Regions from separate parts of the Homo sapiens genome. Here region 2 is linked to region 1. Evidence: chromatin loops called from intact Hi-C (ENCODE). Cell type or tissue: PC-3. All regions are shown on one strand. Each heading gives the region's core, and the rest is flanking DNA. Links, peaks and the distances in the headings are about the cores only. Region 1 has its middle 18 kb from the start of IATPR. Region 2 overlaps NRP1 (neuropilin 1).

What was found. Peaks named below come from ENCODE experiments on the same cell type or tissue, not always from the same donor. Only the 100,000 strongest peaks of a DNase experiment are listed, where the experiment ranks them.
Region 2: a loop joins it to region 1, with 5 times the contacts of the local background. A loop is called at or near these places in 4 of 110 quality-filtered maps.

Annotation. Positions count from the first base shown.
Region 1 is chr10:33,131,799-33,137,181 of GRCh38, forward strand. No RefSeq gene overlaps it. Among named protein-coding and RNA genes, the nearest start is that of IATPR, 18 kb to the left of the region's middle. RefSeq lists an enhancer at 1,969-3,168. In PC-3, for the core only: no CTCF peak of the experiment used is centred there; DNase peaks (open chromatin) are centred at 1,003, 1,963, 2,423 and 5,263; H3K27ac peaks cover 2,040 bases.
Region 2 is chr10:33,235,951-33,241,333 of GRCh38, forward strand. All of the region lies in intron 6 of NRP1 (neuropilin 1), which reads right to left. Among named protein-coding and RNA genes, the nearest start is that of NRP1, 96 kb to the right of the region's middle. In PC-3, for the core only: no CTCF peak of the experiment used is centred there; DNase peaks (open chromatin) are centred at 2,161, 2,871 and 3,507; H3K4me3 peaks cover 430 bases; H3K27ac peaks cover 5,000 bases.

The sequences.
Region 1 (5,383 bases), core at 300-5,299:
TCTGTTTGGTCTAGTTCCTAACAGGCTACAGACTGGTACCTGTCATGGCCCGGGGGGTTGAGGATCCCTGCTTTAGATCACAGCTGATCAGTTTCCCCAGTCTCACACTGCACTTAACTACAGTTTCTCCTTCTGTGTCCCCAGTAGGGGTGGCAGAAAGGGTCACAATGGGGCACAGAGGATGTTACAGTTACCTGAACATGTGCGACTAGTCCACATGGGTGCACACTGTATATGACAGGAAGGCTTCAAGTTCAACCTGGGTTAAATGAAACATGCCATCATTCCATCTTTCTTTCCCGTGCCCTCTTCTGCCGACCTGCTCCCCTTCCTGGGTGTCTGGTTGCAGTGAGTGGCTCTGATGTTCTCCCAGATGACCAACCTCAAAGACCAGTACATCCCCTGCCCCACACTGTCCCCCACATCTGTCTGCTCTGTCTCTTTCCATTGTTACCACCACTGCCTAGGTTTCTAATTATCCACATTTCTTCTTTTTTTTTTTTTATTTAAGCAAGCATCTCACTCTGTTGCCTAGGATGAAGTGCAGTGGCACAATCACAGCTTACTGCAGCCTCAAAGCAATCCTCCCACCTCAGCCTCCCTAGTAGCTAGGACCACAGGCATGTGCCACCAGTTCAGCTATTTCTTTATTTTATTTTTTGTAGAGATGAGGTCTTGGTATGTTGCCCAGGATGGTCTCAAACTCCTGGGCTCAAGCAATCCTCCTGCCTCCACCTCCCAAAGCGCTGAGATTATAGGCATGAGACACAGAGCCCAGCCACTGTCCGCATTTCTTTCCTGGCTTCCTTACTGGGTTCTCTACTTTCACTCTTGCCTTCTTCCTCTCTTCCACCAGCATAAGTTTTAGAAACTGCACTTCTGATCATGCTGCTCTGCTGCTTAAAATCCTTCATGCAGATCATGTAAGACCTTCCTGATCCAGTGCTGCCTTGCCCTCTAGAACCCAGGGTGCCTTTCTCCCCTCTGCAGTTCTACTGCGCCACCTGCAGTTTCTCTCTCCTGTGTTCATGTGTCTACTCCCTCTGAATGGTAGGCTCACACCCTCCACCTGGCCAACTCTTACTAAATCTTGGGCTTCAACTCAAGGATCACCTTCATGGTTCACTCCACCAGGCTGGGCTGTGTGTCCTGCCCAGTTCCTATAGTGCCCTAACTCACTTTTTTAAAAAAATACTTTAAGTTCTGGGGTACATGTGCAGAACATGCAGGTTTGTTACATAGGTATACACTTGCCATGGTGGTTTGCTGAAGCCATCAATGTCATCTACATTAGGCATTTCTCCTAATGCTGTCCCTCCCCTAGCCTCCCACCCCCCAACAGGCCCCAGTGTGTGATGTTCCCCTTCCTGTGTCCATGTGTTCTCGTTGTTCAGCTTCCACTTATGAGTGAGAACATGCGGTGTTTGGTTTTCTGTTCCTGTGTTAGTTTGCTGAGAATGATGCTTTCCAGCTTCATCCATGTCCCTGCAAAGGACATGAACTCATTCTTTTTTATGGCTGTCCATTATTCCATGGTGTATGTGTGCCACATTTTATTTATCCAGTCTATGATTGATGGACATTTAGGTTGGTTCCAAGTCTTTGTTATTGTGAACAGTGCTGCAGTAAACATAAGTGTGCATGTATCTTTACAGTAGAATGATTTATAATCCTTTGGGTATATACCCAGTGATAGGATTTCTGGGTCAAATGGTATTTCTGGTTCTAGATCCTTAACTCACTTTTAACAGAGCTATGGGGGCTTTCAGCTCAGCAGTGGCTCTTCTTAGCAGGGGACTGAATGTGTTCCCTTTGCCAAAGCCTACTTTGCTTTGCTTATGTGATGCTACTTACAGGATTTCCAGATTGTTTTTGGTCTCTTCAACCATTTGCTTTCTTTGGACAGGACAATGCCCAGTGATGAAGATGAAGCTCTTGTTCTTGACATCTAATCCCACACCATGACTAATAAACATGGCATGCTGCAATGGGCATTAATTTATGGGTAACAGAAGCAGATCCAAGCCTTTTAGCTAATTAAATAAAAATGCACCATACAGCAACCATCCTGCCTGCTTGGGTGTAAAATAGAGAGGAGAAAGATGGCATGCTGGTCATTGAGAGATAATTACCTGCAATTTCAGAGCTGGAATCTAGTGACAACATAAGAAAAATAATAACCTCTCTGGCTGTTAGGATTCTCAGTTCTAGCTGCGAGCAAGGAGCAAAGGCACCCACAGACTTGCCAAACCTATGTCAGGAATGACGAATAGAAGGCAGAAATCCACATCCCCAGGTGGTAAAATTGTTATCCACCTTCGTCACCTCTTTCCTAATGGAGGAAGTGAGGACAGGCAGCCTTGGAGTCCTACTTGAATGAGGCCTGGACCTTATGCAGGGTAATAAAAACCAACACGTGGGGCCTGTGCTGTAAGGTGGCAGAGGGCGATGACTCACCCCACTCATGCAGGTTGAGTCATTTCAAGGCAGAGTTGTGCCAGTTCAGTACCCAGTAATATTTTCCAGTCGACGAGTATCAGTGAACAGGAGATAACCAGTCATTTCTAGATTCTGCTCAGAGTCCCAGCTTAGAGGCTCCACCAGCTCAAAGAGACGGGATGGCAAAACAGCCACCTTAATTTCCAGATCATCTGCCAGCTCATCTGCCAGCTGACACACAGCCCATGGCTCCACTATTGCCAGTGCTGTAGCTGCACCAGACCAATCTGGTTCAACTTTTATGTAACAAAGTTGTGATTTGTTTTTCAGTTGCCCGGGACTCCCAGGTTGAAGATCATGAGCATGCCCTGATGAGCCAAGGCATGCAACCACAGGGGAACCTAAGTGCTTGGACTGAGGAGTGGGGACTGAAATAAGAAGCGGACACTGCAGGGCAGGATCAGGATCCAATCAGATCGAGCCCTGGCATCACCTCATGGCAGGATCTAGTCAGATCGTGGCTTTTGACATCACTTCATTGTGAAATCCAATCAGATCACACCTTATTACCCTATCCTTATAAAACCGGACCTAGCCCCCAGCTCGAGGAGGCACTGCTTTGGGAGTTATCCCAGGTGTTCTTGTTACTAGTTGCAAGGAATAAAATCCTCTTGCTAAATCCTCCTTGGTTGTGCAGATGTTGGCATGGATGTGGAGAGAAGGGAACACTTACGCTTTGTTGGTGAGGATGTAAATTAGCTCAACTCTGTGATAAACAGTATGGAGAGTTTTCAAAGAACTAAAAATAGAACTTCTACTCAACCCAGCAATCCTATGAGTGCATGAGTGGGTATCTACCCAAAGGAAAAGAGACCATATAAATAATATACCTATTTATTGCAGCACTATTCACAATAGCAAAGTCACGGAACCAAGCTGAGTGCCCATCAGTGGTTGACTGGATAAAGAAAATGTGGTCTATATACACCATGGAATACTAATGAAAATAATGATTTCATTCTTTTTATGGTTGTGTAGTATTCCATGGTTTATATATACCATTCTTGCGGCAATGTGGATGGAGCTGGAGGCCATCATCCTGAGTGAACTAACTGAAAAACAGAAAACCAAATACCGCGTGTTCTCACTTATAAGTGGGAACTAAACAATGGGTACGAATGATCATAAAGATGGAAATAATAGACACTGGGGGCTCCAAAAGCAGAGAGGATGGAAGAAGGACAAGGGTTGAGCACTTACCTGTTGGGTACAATGTTCACTACTGGTATATTGGGGACACTGGAAGCCCAATCCCCACTGGTATGTAATATACCCATGTAACAAACAAATATATGTACCTCCTGAATCTAAAATAATCAATCAATCAATCAATCCTCCTTGGTTGTGGTCATTGGGTTGATATCTGCCAAGTAACCACTGAGCTAAAATTGGGAGCTTTTACATATTCGGTATGTTTCTTTTTTCTTTTCTTTTCTTTTTTTTTTTTTTTTTTTTGATATGGAGTCTCACTCTGTCACCCAGGCTGAAGTGCAGTGACATGATCTTGGCTCACCACAACCTCCACCTCCCAGGTTCAAGTGATTCTCCTGCCTCAGCCTCTCAAGTAGCTGGGATTACAGGCACCTGCCACCACGCCCAGCTAATTTTTGTATTTTTAGTAGAGGTGGGGTTTTATCATGTTGGTCAGGCTGGTCTCAAACTCCTGATCTCAAGTGATCCATCTGCCTTGACCTCCCAAAGTGCTGGGATTACTGGCATAAGCCACCATGCCTGGCCCATTTTCAGTGCATTTCTGTGTTTAAAGGATATCACATAACTGAAATAACATTTTTTATAAACCATGCAACTTGGCTCTACTGGGTGAAGCTCACGTTAGAGGCCAACTTTCAACATATTTAAACTATGGAAGCCCCCAAAAGAGCAACTTACGTTAAAGGTGACTTATAGCAGAGGTAGCTAGGCTCAGTCCAGACTGGACAGTGCTCTCAAAGTTTATGTGCAGAGGCGGCAGTACCCAGGCAAGTCTTTGAAAGTCCCGGCTTAGAACTTGGCACAATCACCTTAGAGATTGTTCACTGCTACAAATGCAGGCATTGATGCAGGGGTGGGGCAGAAAGACGGGGGAGTGGGAGCCTTGCTGCTAATTGGTTTAGTCTAAGATCAAGCCTAACCTCCCTTGGCCCACACAACTGTTACTATTAAGTGAGACTGAAACTAATCAAAACTATTTACACAGATGTGCCAAGCCTGGGAGATGAAGCAATTATGTGCCCAGACCCATGTTGATGAGTAATTTGTGGCAAACTCCTCTGTATAAGAGGGGGTCATGTAGTAGCAAAGTGGGGTTGTTTTGAAGAGAAAGCCTGCTGATGTGAAACGAAGAGCTGACTTGGATTCCACATGATAGGAGACAGGTATATGCTTGGAGTGCAGCCTCTCCAGGGGAAACTGAGGGAGGGATGGGGGACTAAGTGATCTGCAACTCACTCATGAAAACCCATTTCAACCCAAAACAGACCTAACCTCCTCCACCTTCCATTAAGTAATTTATCAGGGTTTTAAAAGAAGAATCCATATTTCTTACACTTCCTTTCTGTTGGACAATGCAGTGATATGACCAAGGGCTTGGGGTGTGGATTGCAGGGGAGGGAAGGTTAATTAGCAACACAGATTAATTAGCAACCAGTCAGGGAGACGGATCTGTGCTCTGATTCATCTAACAAAAACTCTGGAGGTGGCTATGCTTAATATGCTCCTTTGCAGATGTCAGATCTATAAGTGAGAGAAGCTAAGTGAGTCACCACAGGTCACAAAGCTAGCAAGAGGAGACAGATTGTAAGATCATAAACCAAAGTCCCAGGCCTCCAAACCCCATGCTCTTTCCTACAAAATATACTATCTTCCTTCTGAAAATTATGCTCAT
Region 2 (5,383 bases), core at 162-5,161, 100 kb after region 1:
TTAACAGCTTGGTCAAAAAGATGACATTTTAATGTCCCCTCCTCCCCTTCCTGCAAAGAGACTTAGGAGTTCTTTCCAGGCAGTAAAAGATTCAGGGACTTAATACTTTTAATTAACATTTTTTGAATGCTTATTTGTAAGTTACATTTAATTTAAAACCTGAGCCTAGTCCTTTGATTTGGAAAGAGGACACGCTGTCAGAACAGACCAAATGTAATCCCTAGGAATTTGGCTAAGATTTTAACTTAAAAACTGTCTGATAGAAATTGCCTAACTGAAATTTCTTAACAGAGAAAAAATAAGTATGCTACAGTTTTAAAACAATGGTAATCAGTCTCAAATATGTATACATGGGATGAAAATCTTCCGGTCAAGAACCTCATAGGAGAATCAGCGCATGTGCTCTTGCTAGATGGGTTTACTTAATAAAGAGTTAGCAAGCACGTACTACATAGAGGGCATGGGTGGGTATTGTGCTCTTCTAATATAACTCTTGATTCCATCTGATTGTTTATGTGTAATATCCATGAAAGCTAGGAAAGTATTCGTCTAGTAGAAGACCGAGAGGGTAGGAATTGCATGGGTTAGGTAGGCAAGAGAAACGTTTGGGTTCAGTGCTGCTGATCTGGTTGACTGCAAGGGTACAGCTCTAGATACCCTGTAAGATTAAATAGAGTGTGTATACAGGTCACCCGTTCCTAATATTTGTCAGCCCTAAAACAAAGAGGGTAACAGTAATAGAAGAATGAGTTAACGGCTGGTTTGGATTTCAGCCACTTTAAGACATGGTAGCAGAATTGGTGATCTCTGCACATAATTCAGTAGGACTGTATTGTGTTGATAAAGTATTGCTGACGATTATTGTTTTTGTTACTATTAAAAACTTCTCTGGGGCAACCATTATGTGTCAGGTATTGTACTAAGTGCTAACTTCCTGTACCTCATCTTCCATTTTCTTAACTGTCCCGCAGACAGGTTTTATAGATAATGAAGCTGAGACGTAGCGCAATTAAGACCTTTTTTTTCTTCTTTTTTTTTCACACTCCTGGTCTTTCTGAGCAATTATTACCTCTGCTTGGAGCCTAGCAACTGATAAACTATGGAGCCCAGAGTGTCTGCTCACACAGCTGCATCCCAAAGCCCAATCATGGAGCTTCACACATCGTAGCCACTCAAACTAAAAGTGTGAAATTACACGAAACTGAAGAATGCCAAGTATCCAGATAAAAGCATTTCGTCCATTAAATCCAACACACATTTACTGTATGCCAGGATCTGGAAGCACACAAGCCTATGTGGAGGTAATGATGTTATGAGACTGAAAGTAAAAAGTGTCAGCCTAGTGATAAGTGGGGCATTATGGGATTCAGAAGAAGGGAAAATTACTTCTGGAAGGGTCTAGAAAGGGCTTGATGGAAAACAGGTCATTTGAACCATTCAAAGTGGACCTCATAGGACAGGGGGTTGGACTTTGGCTGGGGAAGCAGAAGCGGCCAGCTTTGATGAACTAACGGCAGAAGAAACACACATGCGCGCGCACACACACACACACACACACACACACACAAATCCCACCCAATTGCTTACATTTGAAAATATTTGCTATGATGAATATTTTCCTTCTTCTTTTTTTTTTTTTTTTTTTTTGAGATGGAGTCTGGCTCTGTTGCCCAGGCTGGAGTGCAACGGTGGATCTCAGCTCACTGCAACCTCCACCTCTTGAGTTCAAGTGATTATAGTCGCTGGGACTACAGGGGTGTGTCACCATGCCCAGCTAATTTTTGTATTTTTAATGGAGATGGGGTTGTGTCCTGTTGGCCAGGCAGTTCTCCTGACCTCAAGTGATCTGCCCACCTTGGCCTCCCCGCTGGGATTACAAGTGTGAGCCACCAGGCCCGGCCCGATGAATATTTTCCTTCTATCTGGTATCTCATGGCAAAATTCCTTCGGAGAGCAAAGATAAGTGTCCTCTCCCACTGCAAACACACACACTCACACATACACAAATGCACACAAACACTTTTGTATGGGCCTTTATGTAGTCCAGGAGTCTAGGCTGTGAAGTGTTTGGCTAGTGACAGAAGGACAATGAAATCTTCCTTGTAGGTAAACTTGAAGTTCATGATCATGCACCACACTGCTGAGGTAATTCTGCTAAAATGTGTGGCTTCACTGCCTCTGGGAGTCCAAGCATTCCTGGGAATGAGACAAAACCTCAACCTGCATGAGTCAGCGAGACTTCTCTCTTGAGTCTAGCAGCACACGCTGCAGCTCCTATCCTCTGTGGATGTCTACATTTAAAATAAAACCTGTCAATGAAATGGCACAGAAACTGTGGATGCTTTCTTTAAAGATTCACGCTTCTGTTGAAATCACACTGTTCTCGCCTCAAACATTTAAGGAGAAGTTCATGAGTTCAGAGCATGATCTTCTAATGATGAGCAGTTGTGTTTCTAATATCCAGTCCAGTGTGGAGAGAACTTCATGGGTGGCTATTATTCATTCATAACACAAATAAGTGCTAGGTGCTTGGGTGAAAGGGAGTGAAGGTGATAAGATTCCTGCCCTCTAGACAGTGAGGGAAAGAGTCAAGTAAATAGTAAATCACAATACAGAGTGAACAGATTGCATTAAAATGAATCAATGCATTCTGGTACAACAGAGAGAAAACTGGGGTGATGCAGGCAGCATATGGTGGAAAAAAGCACAGACCCCAGAAGTAGCTTTGTAGCTTTGACCTGCAGGAGTGACCTGGATAATGTTAAGCAAGTTACTTAGTCCATTCAAGTCTTAGTTTCCTCTACTCTCAAACAGAAATGCCAATGCTTACCTCATTTAGTCATTCTGCATGGCTACTATGAAGATCACGATGATGCATATGTACACATATTAACCATGAGAATGTGACCTAATATTTTTTTACTTAGTCTTTTGGGTAATTGGAGTGGGTGCCTCTGTGTGTGTGTGTGTGTGTGTGTGTGTATGTGTGCGCATAGTTTTGCCAGTAGTACCTAGATTATAATTCCTTTGAAGGAGAGAGAGAGTCTCCTTCACTTTAGGCCAGGCACGGTGGCTCATGCCTATAATCCCAGCACTTTGGGAGGCTGAAACAGGTGGATCACTTGAGCTCAGGAGTTCAAGATCAGCCTGGGCAACCTGGTGAGACCCTGTCTCTACAAAATATAAGAAAATTAGCCAGGTGTAGTGGCATGCTCCTGTAGTCCAGCTACTTGGGAGGCTGAGGAGAGGATCACTTGAGCCCAGGAGGTCGATGCTGCAGTGAGCTGCAATCGTGCCACTGCACTCCAGCCTGGGCAACAGAGGAAGACCCTGTCTCAAAAAAAAAAAATGGGGGTCTTCTTCACTTCAGATTCACCTATTTTCACATATAGTGCCTAATTCTTAACAGATGCTCAATAAATGTTTGTTGAATTTAAATTCGATGTTATGTAAGTCTGGCATTGCCGGCAAGATCTGAAACTCCTTTCCTCCAAACTGCCTGTCATTAAAGTCAATGTTAAGGTGTTTGAGCAACTGACTTATACCCTTAAGCTAGGAATGTGACTACTCTTATCTTAGCATTTCTAACTGCAAATATTACAATAAATCATAAACTTTCTAGTCCTTTGAAAAGTTCACCACTTAAAACTAGAGTCTGCTAACTGATGAATTTCACTGGCTAGGTCCACACTGTGTGAAGTATTCCTTTTTATTTATTTCTCAAATGACCTCTCCCTAACTTAATAGTGGTTCTCTTCCTGGAGTTACCCCCAAAGGCATCAGAGATTAAATACATTTTTCGCTATATCTATTATGCTCTCAAATACCTCACTCAAACCTCGTCTCAACCTTCTTATTTTAGAGCTAAGGTTATTTGCAAGCATGACGTCCACAGGATGTTTATGTATCAGATGTTTACCTACCTGGTATCTCAGACTTCTCCCATACCCTTCCTGTATTTTTGAAAATAGAACAACATCAGAATTTGACTGCATCACTAGAGTGACCGCATCAAAATGGTTTTACCAAATTAACATATGATCTTTTATAAGTTGTTGGAATTGGAGCTTTCTGTGGATAGGAAATGAATATAGACTTCAGGCCTTTTGCAATCTGTGCGTTTCTTTGTCTCATGGTCTCTGAGAAGCAGCCTCACAAAAAAAGCCTCATGGAAGAAGTCTTGGAGGTGGCTGTGCAGTGAGGCAAGGATGTCTGACACCTTTCCAAGGTGAAGTTATTCACACACACACAGACACACACACACCTCTCCAGGTTTTCAGCAGTTTAAAGAAATTTTCATGCCTAAAAGACTAGGAAAGTATTAAATAGCATGTACAGGTAAGGTGTATTTTTCTTTTAAAAGCTGTTATTCTATGCTACCCATAAAGTTTTATCTGCACGATTGGGTGATTTCTAAGTGGCTCAAGATAAACACACACTTTTACTCAAACAGCATCTGTCTATTCCAGCACAAACAAATGCGTTGCTGATTATTGGTTTTGCAGTTAATCATGGCTTTAATTTGTCTACCTTCCCCTTTAAGCTTGGTTTCAAAAACAAACACAAGGATGAATTTCTGGAAACTAAAGACTTGCAGATGAGGGTGATGGTCTAAATCAGTCTCTTGGCCTATAAAGTTTGACAGCATCTTTTTACACCAATTTTCCATGTATTTCCCAGTGATCTAGGTGGGCCTCTCCTGGTAATGAGAGTTTCCTGTGCTGATGGAGAACTTGGAAGTGCAGGTGTCCAAAAAACTCTCCTTGGCATTAAAAATCCTGCAAGGAGCTGATGGGATTACTGAGATTAAAGTCGGCTGCCAGCCTAAGGTTATAACGAATGCTACCCTGGAGACAAGAACGAAGAGAAAGAACAGGCTGCCTAGGTACAGCTGGTTGTCAGAAATTGTGGGTAAACAGTTAGTCTCTGAAGGAATGCCAATCATTCCTGAGAACAGATGAAGTGAACTTCTCAATTTAATATTTGGTCAACTGCATTTCCCTGTTGGAAGCTTATCATTCAGCCAGGAGCTGTATATGCTGATTTGTTTTTGAAGCTCACATTAAGGGGATGGGGAAAGCCTTGCAAAAATGAATTTTCAAAGAATGACTCTCCAAGAAAATCTTGTGTAATTAGAATTCACAGCAGATGTTTGGAACTGAGCAAAGGCCAGCCTAGGGCAGGAGAAAGGCAGTCAAAATAGAAACGCCATGTGTGGAGGTAGAAAATGAAAATGAGGAAGGAAAAAATGTTACCCAGTTATCTGTGGTTTCTGTGCTCCTCTTGGGAGAAAGGGGCAAGGCATAGCATTATTCCGTGCTCTGAAGACATGTGCTCCCTTTGCTATCCAAATGCAGTCAGTGGACAGAACTCAAATTCTTTT